Linked DNA regions of Homo sapiens: region 1 is linked to region 2. A link is a contact called in ENCODE Hi-C or POLR2A ChIA-PET data. All regions are on one chromosome and are shown on one strand. The core of a region is the stretch at or near the end of the contact, and the rest is flanking DNA. Distances in the headings are between cores, read along the strand shown. Region 1 holds the start of GHDC (GH3 domain containing). Region 2 holds the start of FBXL20 (F-box and leucine rich repeat protein 20).

What was found. A loop is a pair of places that touch in the nucleus more often than their neighbours do. ChIA-PET counts read pairs that join two places held with the same protein, here RNA polymerase II (POLR2A). Pooled maps may share reads with other maps.
Region 1: a pooled map shows a loop between it and region 2 (5-fold over the local background). The contact joins the promoter of GHDC here to the promoter of FBXL20 in region 2. A Hi-C loop is called at or near these places in 1 of 50 pooled maps. POLR2A ChIA-PET finds 5 or more read pairs at or near these places in 2 of 52 experiments (B cell and T-cell).

What each region holds. Positions count from the first base shown.
Region 1 is chr17:42,191,689-42,197,191 of GRCh38, forward strand. GHDC (GH3 domain containing) reads right to left here and starts at 2,806. Exons shown (of 10, transcript NM_032484.5): 1 at 2,705-2,806; 2 at 2,079-2,162; 3 at 1,629-1,906; 4 at 1,218-1,339; 5 at 553-1,054. The coding sequence starts at 1,893. RefSeq lists enhancers at 1,294-1,824, 2,719-2,948.
Region 2 is chr17:39,397,560-39,402,981 of GRCh38, forward strand. FBXL20 (F-box and leucine rich repeat protein 20) reads right to left here and starts at 4,067. Exons shown (of 15, transcript NM_032875.3): 1 at 3,802-4,067. The coding sequence starts at 3,843. RefSeq lists silencers at 3,320-3,612, 3,677-4,106, 4,137-4,336, 4,367-4,446, 4,697-5,086 and 1 more.

The DNA of each region.
Region 1 (5,503 bases), core at 1,556-4,055, 2.8 Mb after region 2:
TTCAGGTGATCCACCCACCTCAGCCTCTCCCAAAGTGCTGGGATTACACCCGTGAGCCACTGCCCCGGCCTTTTTTTTTTTTTTTTTTTTTTGAGACAGGGTCTTGCTCTGTCACCCAGGCTGGAGTGCAATGGCGCGATCTCAGCTCACTATAATTTCTGCCTCCAAGGTTTAAGCAATCCTCCCGCCTCAGCCTCCCAGGTAGCTGGGATTATAGGCGTGCACCACCATACTCCGCTAGTTTTTGTATTTTTAGTAGAGATGGGGTTTCGCCATGTTGGCCAGGCTGGTCTGGAACTCCTGACCTCAACGATCCATCCACCTTGGCCTCCCAAAGTGCTGGGATTACAGGCGTGAGCCACTGCACCCAGCTACAAGACTCTTAACCTAGAGAGCCTGAATTTCTTCACTTGTAAAAGGAGGCTGCTGGCCCTAGCATGCAGCTTGTTGGGGAGGATTAAATGAGATGATTATGTAGGGCCCAATGCATGGCTGCTTGTCATGTGACCACTGACCGTTGCCCCCACCTCACTGCCCTTGAGTCCCACTGACCTCCCGAGGCAGCATAAGCAGGAGAGAAGAAGGCTAGTCCTTGGCACCACAAGGCCCCGAGGGCAGCCACAGCCTCGGCCTGGCCTCCTGCATCCAGAGTCACCACCACCTGCAGCTTTGGCCAGAGCCGAAGGGCCAGTCCCCGTGGCCCCTGCTCTAGGGCCTCCCGGAGCTCAGCTGCCCGTTCACGGAGAGGCGCTCCAGGGTTCCCGGCAGCTATCGCCCCAGCTAGCTCTTCACCATCAGTCTCCAGGCCCAAGAAAACATCCAGAAGTTCGACAGCCGTCCCAGCCTCCAGTGCCCTCAGCCCTGGGGACCTCAGTGCGTCCAGCAGCAGGGCCCTAGGGTCCTTGGTTCCAGGGGTGCCCACCTGGCCCAGGGTATTCCCAGGCCAAGGCAGGGGTCGGGGCCAAGGGGATGTAAGCGTCACACGGGCAGTGCGTCCCTGAGCCAGCACTTCTGGGTAGGCCTTGTTTAGGGCTGCCAGACCCAGCAAGGTGGCCTGGAGGAGGAAAGAGAGAATGTTGGTCTGGTGTCAGAGCCAGACCCAGAGCCCCCATTTGGGGGTTCTTTGCCCACCATGACTGGAGGGTTTGGCTGCAAGTCAGAGGTCTCTGGTGGGACTGGGCTGTGGCCAGGACTGGGCTCTGGCCATCCTAGATTACCTGCAGAGAGGCCTCCCCAAGGTCCTGGTTTGAGGTCGGGGGCAGTGGCTGCTCTCCACTGTCTTCCTGCTGGGTCTGGCTGGCCTTGGTCAGAGGGAGATGATTCCGGAAGGTGCTTATGTCTATAGCCCCAATGACAACAGAAACGCCTCAGGAAGCCAGTTTCCCAAGAGTTTCAGGCAAGACTGGTGAGACCCTTGAGGGAGGAACCGAGAATAGGCCTGGGGTAGAGAGGATGTAAGGACCCAGCATGGGAAATTCATCTTGGACAAGAAAGCCAGTCCTGGGTCTCTGGGTCAGGCCACTCCGTTGGCAGTGGAGGAGGTAAGGGGGCCATCAGGCTCTGGAATCTGACGGTCCTGTGGGGTTTCTTTCTCTTTGGGTCACCTCCCCAGACCCTGGGAAACACACCTGTGCTCCTTCTGAGGGAACAGTGGGGGCGCTGGGCTCCCTGTAGACACCACCTCAGGGCCTGCTGCTGGCTCTGGTGCACATGGAGCGTGCTCTGCTCCAGCCTCCGCCGCTGCCAGGTGGCTGCCCAGACCAGGGCCCCCCATGCCACTCGGTGCTGGAGGCCAGCAAGCCAGGACAGCCTGGCATCCTGGGACCGCTGCTGCCTGAGCAGGGCCAATGTTGGCAGCAGCAGCAGCAGCAGCAGCAGTGGCCACAGCAGCATCTCCAAGCAGCTCCTGGGAAGAGGAAGGAACCGAGATATGGGGGCATGCAGCAATTATCCATTTCTCCTCCCACGCTCTACTGCATACAGGAAAACCGAGGAAAAATGAAATTGGGAAGAAGGCAGGACCCTGTGGGGCAGGTGATGCAAAGGAGAGACTATCAAAGCTTTGGAGTCCCACTGACCTGAGTGCAGATCCTGCCTCTGCCGCTTGTTAGCTGTAGGGCCCTGAGCAATTTAGTGGGCTGCACTGAGCTCTGTTTCCTGATCTGCAAAATGGGAATAAGAATAAGAATGCCTCTTTCAGAAGGTAGGGGTGGGCCGGGTGAGGTGGCTATCATCTGTAATCCCAGCACTTTGGGAGGCTGAGGCAGGAGAATCACTTGAGCCCAGGAGTTTGCAACCGGCCTGAGCAACATAGGGAGACTCCATCTCTACAAAAAATTGAAAAACTAGCCCAGCGTGGTGTCACACCCATAGTCGCAGCTACTTGGGAGGCTGAGATGGGAGGATCCCTTGAGCCCAGGATGTCAAGGCTACAGTGAGCCAAGATCGTGCCACTGCACCCCAGCTTGGGCAACAGAGTGAGACCCTGTCAAAAAAAAAAAGAAAAGAAAAAAAAGGGAGAAAAGAAGGAAGAGGAAGGGAAGGTACAGGAAGGGTTTCGGACAGGGTCGGTCGGGCACACAGCAGCTGCGTAACGATATCTCTTGCCCACTCCCGAGTGGCTTTGCTTTCTCTCGGGATCCACCCTGTCCCAGCTCCTTGTCCCTCCTGAGCCCCAGGCTGTGGGGTCCATGCCCACATGCACCTGTCACAGCCCACTTCTGCCTACTCCTGGCACGTGACGGAGACCCCTGGGTGACTCTGGGTCTCAGCACACATCCGGCCAGAAAGAAGGAGCGATGGCTTTAAAAGGCTGGGCCCCAACTGGGAAATCCGGCCACCAGGCCTGAGGGAGGAGCTGAAGGAGGGGGGTGCTCTTAAAGGGGCAGGTCGCCTACAGGACTTCATGTCGGGTGCTAGCCCAGGCTGGCAGTTGGGGCAGTTAGGACCAGACTAGCATGGTCCTCAAACTTGCGCAGGTGAAGGAACAGAAAGGTGTGTGTGGGAAAGAACGCCATTAAGCCACTTGAGCTGGGAGAGGGGCAAGCTTAAGAACTCTTAAAACCCCAACTCAGCTGGGCGCGGTGGCTCACGCCTGTATTCCCAACACTTTGGGAGGCTGAGGCGGGTGGATCATCTGAGGTCAGGAGTTTGACACCAGCCTGACCAACATGGTGAAACCCCATCTCTACTAAAAATACAAAATTAGCCAGATGTGGTGGCACATGCCTGTAATCCCAGCTACTTGGGAGGCTGAGGCAGAAGAATCACTTGAACTTGGGAGGCGGAGGTTGCAGTGAGCTGAGATTGCGCCATTGTACTCCAGCCTGGGCAATGAGCGAAACTCCGTCTCAAAAACAAACAAAACAAAAACAACAACAAAAAAAACCCCATCCTCTCCCTCAAGGTAGTTGAGAAAGAAAACAATTTTATTATTGAATAAGCATTCAACCACAATGTGATGTACATGACAGGTGATCTGCTAAGAGCTTGCAAAGAAGGGAGGAAATCTTACTTTTTTGTATAGCCAAGCGCATACAACCCATTACATACACGTTTTCAAGATAAACAATAACGAGTCCTCAAGTAAGAGGACTTGTCACATATAGTTTATCTTTTTTTTTTTTTTTTTTTTTTGAGACACAGTCTTGCTCTGTTGCCCAGGCTGGAGTGCAGTGGCACAATCTCAGCTCACTGCAACCTCCACTTCCCAGGTTCAAGCGATTCTGCTGCCCCAGCCTCCCAAGCAGCTGGGATTACAGGTGTGTGCCACCACGCCCAGCTAATTTTTGTATTTTCAGTAGAGATGGGGTTTCACCATGTTGGCCAGGCTGGTCTCAAACTCTTGACCTCAAGTGATCTACCCTCCTTGGCCTCCCAAAGTGCTGGGATTACAGGTGTGAGCCACCACACCCAGCCAGTCACATAGTTTATCTTAACTTTACATGGTTATTAGGTGAACATCTGTGTTAGCTTGCTGGCTTTATCCCAAGGAAAATTACAAACTTCTTTTTTTTTGTTTTTTTGGCAGAGTTCTATTCTTGTTGCCCAGGCTGGAGTGCAATGGCACGATCTTAGCTCACTGCAACCTCCGCCTCCCAGATTCAAGCAATTCTCCTGCCTCAGCCTCCCGAGTAGCTGGGATTACAGGCACGCATCACCACACCCAGCTAATTTTTTGTATTTTTAGTAGAGACGGGGTTTCACCATGTCACCATGTTGGCCAGGCTGGTCTCAAACTCCTGACCTCAAGTGATCCACCTGCCTCGGCCTCCCAAAGTGCTGGGATTACAGGCCTGAGCCACTGCACCCAGCCAGTCACATATAGTTTATCTTAACTTTACCTGGTTACTGGGTGACCATCTGTGTTAGCCTGTTGCCTTTATCCCAAGGAAAATTACAAACTTCTCTTTTTTTGTTTTTTGTTTTTGAGACAGGGTCTTGATCTATTGCCCAGGCTGGAGTGCAGTGGTGCGATCATAGCTCACTGCAACCTCAACCTCCTGGGCTCAAGAGATCCTCCTGTCTCAGCCTCCCAAGGGACTGGAACTACAGGTACGCACCACTACGCTCAACTAATTTTATTTTTTGTAGAGACGAGAGAGCTCCCTATGTTGCCCAGGCTGGTGTGTTCTTGACCTAGGCTCTCAAAACACTAAAACCACTCCCTTTCTCCCCTTACTTGCCTCTGGATACCTTTGAGAAGAGAGCTACTACTTGCTGAGCACCTCTCTTCCCTTCACAGCTGAGCTTCTTTCAACAGGTCTGTTCTCACTCTGGCTAACTCACCTCACTTTCACGTTTTTTCTCGCTGAGATCTTGCATTTGCTTTTATTATTTATTTAAAGACAGGGTCTTGCTCTGTTGTCCAGGCTGGAGTTCAGTGGCCTGGTCACAGCTCATTGCAACCTTGAACTCCGGGGATCAAGCAATCCTCCTACCCCAGCCTCTGAGTGGCTAGGACTACAGGCATGTGCCACCACACCCAGCTAATTAAAAACATTTTTTTTTTTTTTTTGTAGAGACAGGGGGTCTTACTATGTTGCCCAGACTGGTCTGGAACTCCCGGTCTCAGCGATCCTCCTACCTTGGCCTTCCAAAGTGCTGGAATTACAGGTGTAAGCCACTAGACCTGGCCCAGTAACAGCTTTATTAGATATAATTCACACACCATACAAATCACCCATTTAGTGTACAATTCAAGATCTAGTATATCCAGAGATATGTGCAACCAACACCACAGATAATAACATTTTCCTTACCTCAAAAACAAACCCTGCAGAGTCTCTCTGAGCCTACTGTGCCTCAGGAGACTGCCCAATTCGTTAAATAAAATAAAATAAAATAAAATAAAATAAAATAAAATAAAATAAAATAAAAAACCCCAAACTCAGGCTGGGCGTGGTGGCTCACACCTATAATCCCAGCACTTTGGGAGGCCAAGGCAGGTGGATCACCTGAAGTCAGGAGTTCAAGACCAGCCTGGCCAACATGGCAAAACACT
Region 2 (5,422 bases), core at 2,817-5,316:
GCTTAACTGAAGCAAATCTAAGCTTAGATTCAAGGGCTAGTCTAGATATTTAAACATTAATCTCACTAAGTGTTAAGATAATGTCAGTTATGGCACTTAAAATGAAGGCAGTCAGGTGTGGTAATCACACCTGTAATTCTAACACTTTGGGAGGCCGGCGAAAGGATTGCTCAAGCCCAGCAGTAGCAAATACAAAATAAAATAAAATGGATGAACTTTGGAAAAGCTCTTTTCCACAAATTTTATAGACTTTTTGCTAGTCATGCTAAAAAAAAAAGCAGGATGACAGTGGAGTCAAAAAAAAAAAATGCAGATTGGAATCCTGGTTCCCCCACTTACTAGGTGTGCAATTTGAACACCTTACTTAACCTCTCAGGCCTTCACTTTCCTCAAGTGTAAAACAGAATCGTAAAACTAGAGGTAACTAGCCGGGTGCGGTGGCTCACGCCTGTAATCCCAGCACTTTGGGAGGCCGGCGGGCGGGGGGGGGGGGGGGGTTGGATCACGAGGTCAGGAGCTCGAGACCAGCCTGGCCAACATGGTGAAACCCCGTCTCTACTAAAAATACAAAAATTAGCCGGGCATGGTGGCAGGCGCCTGTAATCCCAGCTACTCGGGAGGCTGAGGCAGTAGAATCGCTTAAAACCTGGGAAGTGGTTGCAGTGAGCCGAGATCGCACCATTGCACTCCAGCCTGGGGACAAGGGCAAGATTTCATCTCAAAGAAAAAAAGCAACAAAACAACAACAACAACAAAAAGCTAGAGGTAACTGAGGTAAAACATCTGGCTCAGTGTCTGTCATGCAGGAAGTATTCAATAACCATCGTTAAATTTGAAAGACAATTACTAAAATTTGCTGCAAAGTTTACCATAAATAACATAATTAAAATATCTGAATGGTAAGTTTTAATTGATTAACACAATTCAGCACATACTATGTTGACCTACAAGGGTTATTACTGTATACATTTAATGCCATGGTGACACAGCAAGAAAAACATGAATTTTCACATCTCTTGATCTCTTAAATAGAGATTCTTTATTCAGTAGTCATCTACTTTGGCTATTCCACAGGATGCTACACATCTGGCTAACAGGTACTCACCCTCGTTGTTTTTTGTTTTTTTTTTGGAGACGGAATCTCTCGCTCTGTCGCCCAGGCTGGAGTAAAATGGCACAATCTCGGCTCAATACAACCTCCGCCTCCTGGGTTCAAGTGATTCTCCTGCCTCAGCCTCCTGAGTAGCTGGAATTACAGGTGCCCACTACCACGCCCGGCTAATTTTTGTATTTTTAGTAGAGACCGGGTTTCACCAGGTTGGTCAGGCTGGTCTTGAACTCCTGACCTCGTGATCCACCCACCTCGGCCTCCCAAAGTGCTGGGATTACAGGCATGAGCCACCTCGCCCGGCCCCTTGGTTTTAAATTAAAAAAATTTTTTTTCTATAGCTCTAACCCAGAGTGGGAGATTTAAGGTGTGTGGCCTCCAGTTACAACATATAAAAGCATACCTACAAAAGGATTTCAATGAATCAACTATCTGAAAATCATAGAGCTTCAGTTATCTTCTCCAAGAAAAATAAACCTTACGTAGCCACAATTTGAAATTAGCTATTATGTGATATAAAGATTTCATGCATCCACAAAAATTCTCAATGAGATCTGCTATCTGCTTACAGTTGTAAAATTATCAGTTCTTTAAGAAGCAGACTGTAATCTTGAGGATTTAAAATATCATTTGATGTAAATGTTTAGATCTGCTTTATTTACGTATCTTTTATTGAAAGTAAATATTTAAAATATTTTCAACAAATAAGCAATAAATTTATTTACTACTTCCTAAGAAGCCAATTACTAATTGTCTCAGTCCTTGTAAATTAGGTCAATAAAGAGGTAAATGGTTTTAAGAAGTACTCAATGAACTTCATTAACACATATCATTTCTAGCCATTCTCATCTGTATTCCGGCATGGAACACTTCACATCATATTAAGTGAATAGCTTTTAGTTTATAAACAAACACTTATTTAATCATGAAACCGTCCAAGAAGGACTCCCCACCTTATTCTTTTTTTTACCTTCTCAGATCATATTTAGAAAGATTTCGTTGCCAGCTACATCAGCTACAAGTTAAAAAGAAACCTCTTAATACAGCAACAAATTTCCTTATTACTTTATTATAGTATGCCACCCCTACAGAGATTGTAAATTAAAGTATAAGATAATTATAAAAATACAAAATAGCAATGTAATTTTACACCACATACAAGAGAATACTTTCCAAAAATTATTCAATCTAAAATGAACAGCAAACTGATAAAGAGCTAATTCCACAGGCAAAAGACTGTCCCCGACTCAAATCTTCAGTATCTGGAACTGCCTTTCAAGATTCCTGTTAACTGCTGAACGTCTATTCAGCAATTTTAGTGACATTCTGGGTTTTTACGGTACTACTGAATACGAAACCATCATAAATTAACTTTATTGGGGCTCTGTACATTAGGGCCATCCAATGTCCTATTAAACACCAAATAATATATTCCATAACATTTTCTTCTAGTGATCAAGTTAAATACTAAAACTCTAAGAAGGCCAATTCTTTGATTTTCTCCACTCCTGAAGTGCAACAGTAACACTGAAGCTCTGAACTTAAACTGCACCCAAAACACTTCCTATCTTGATCTTCGTGGATCAATTCAAATTATTTCCCAGTTCGCATAATAAGAAATCAAAGAATAGATTAAACTGACAACCCTTAAAAGTTTTCACACCCTGAACCTAGTTGTCGAGTTTCTTAAACTTTTGTCTCGCCGTCTTACAATTTCATCTCTCAAATGGAGATGAAGAAAAACACCGAGTGAGATTGTCCACTGAGCTGTGAGTGATCCCAGGTCAGCCTGGTTCTCTGCCAGAAAAGACCAGGTGACATTTACTCTTCCTGTAGAAGTTTCTTTCTCTTGACCCTCAAGGAACCTTCCAGTATATTGTTATACTACTGTAATTCATCAGTAGTTACAATATTTCACTTCCCAAAGGAATCTCTTCCTTGCAAGATGACTACTCTCTAAAGACGCTTTCAAGACCGTCCACTCCTCAATTCCAGGACAGTAAACCTCCCTCGCTAGAGGAGAAAAAGTTCCTGAAAGACAGACCGGAATGGATTTGCTGAACTTTCGTCCCAATCTCAAAGCATGTAGACATCCAAGGGTTCCCAAGGAACAATGAGCTACAGAAGTACAGACTAAACGGGAAAGCAGAGGAAGTATCAGAACAATACCCAAACCAAACACAGCACCGAAAACCCGTGGTAGCCTCTATCATCCCAAACTACCGTCCCCACTTCCCTAGTTTCACCAAGGTCTCAAACTCGGAGAAATGGTACCCATCCCCTAATTTCCTCCCTCAACAGACAACAAACGCGTCATGAAGGTAGCAGCGAGAAAAGCAGCAGGCTCTGGTGGACCGGAGCCGTGATGGCTGGGTGGAAGGAGGCAAGCCAAGGGTTGTGTAAAGAATGGAAAGCTGAGCGATCCTGGAGGAGGGTGGAATTAGGGCGCCCGAGCTAATCCCCCGCGGGGGCCCGCTGGTGGGAAGAGACGGGGGGCGAACCGGCGAGGGGACTGGGGGCACCGGGCTGCGCTGGGCTTCTGGGTCGCAAGAAAGGGGAGCGGAGTCTGGCAGCCCCGCCAGTGGGTGGGTGACGGCGCCTGCCAGGGAGGAGGCTCCGTGCGGAGCGGACGTTTTGGGATTAGAGCGCGCGACCCGCCCTCCTCACGCCGCCCGAGCCCCCCAAGCTCACACCTCAAACCTGCTCTTGGTCACTCCGTTCACGTCCCTCCTCATGGGGCCGGCGGGTGCGGCCCGGGCCGGGCGCTGCGGCGAGCGGAGTGCACAGACCGGGGGCCCAGGACAGGCCCGGGAGTTCCGGGACGGGGACTGGGCGCCGGAGGGGTGACGCCGGGACCGTGGGACGGGAACAAGAGACCTCTCGGCTCCGGCTAGGCCTCCACCACCTCCCGCGGCGCCGGCGGCCGCAACGACTGCTCGTCGCTAGCTCGGCTCTCTCCTCAGCCTCAACTTCAACCCAAAACAAAAACACTCCCCACCTGCCAGCAACGCCGCTGCTCATTGGACAGAGCCGCCCGGGCCTCGGAGCGCCCGGGAGGGGGAGGGGCGGGAGGGGAGGAGCGCGGCGGCGGCGGCGCGAGACCACCCCTCCCCCACACGGGGCCGGCCCTGACGGCGCTCCCGGGAGCAGCCGGTGCGCGGCGGCGGCACGACCCCCTGCGCCTCCGAGGCAGACGAGCCCATCGGGAGAAGGCGAGGCAGGGAAGTGCCTGTGCGTGTGGAAAAGGGGGTCTGTGGGGCGGATGCGAGTGCGCGCGTGCTCGCGGACCAGCGAGGGAGAGTAGAGCAGTACCGCACTCTGCGCGGGGGCCCCTCTTCTGCCCCGTGTCCCCCTCTCCTCCCTCCGCGGGCAAACAGGCACGCACCTGCCTGCACAGAACCTCAGCCTCTGCCCGCGCCCGTCGCCCCTCGTCACTTGTTCCCCAGGATCCTGTAAGGCACCCGCATCCTTCCCGGCCACCCAGCTCCCTTCCCCTGTCACTCACTGTCGCCTTGAACCCAAAGTGCAGCAGGCGGTCCCTGCTCGGAGCCATTTTCCTCCTCTTCTGGATGTGTCTAGATTGGGGCAGTGCGGCTGCCGCCGCGCCTCCGCGGTTGCCGCCGCCGCCGCCTCCCCCGCCTCCCCCGCCCCAGTGCATTACATTACGGGGTGCTGCAGGGAGGCCTGGGGGGCCGGGGCCGGACGCTTGTCTCCCTGTGCATGGCTCGGGAGGGCGAGGGTGGTTGCGCTGAGCAACAGGCCAAGTGCCCGCCCTGGTCCGGGGATGGCTGCGGAGCTGCACCTGAGGCCGGGGGTCGGGGGTGCAGGGCTGGAGCCGGGCAACCCTTCCTTTGGCCGGGGTCGGGGCGCGCGTCCGTGGGGGTGGGGCGGGCGAGACCGAAGAGCCTTTGGTTTTCCTTGCTCGGCCGCCGCCGGCGCCCAATGGGCTGCAGCGCCTGCCTGTCCGCCAATCAGGGCGCTGTTTGGTGAGAGCTTCGGCCTGACGTCACTTTGGCGGGAGAAACAAGCGTGTGTGAGCGAGTAGGCGGGGGCGTTTTCCCGATGGAAACACTTCATCAGACTCCCGGGCTCCTTGTATAGAAGCTGATCTGTGTCATCATATTATATTATGTTTTAACAACTCTGGCCTTCAAGGTCTCAGAATTTATGACCGAATTTCCACGAAGGAATAACACAGGATTTTGTAGTTTTGTTGCCCCTTCTATGAGCAACAAACTACAAAATTATGTCCTAAGAGTGAACTATTAGAAACTGTATAATAAATTCCAGCACACCTGGCAGGAGCAGCAGCAC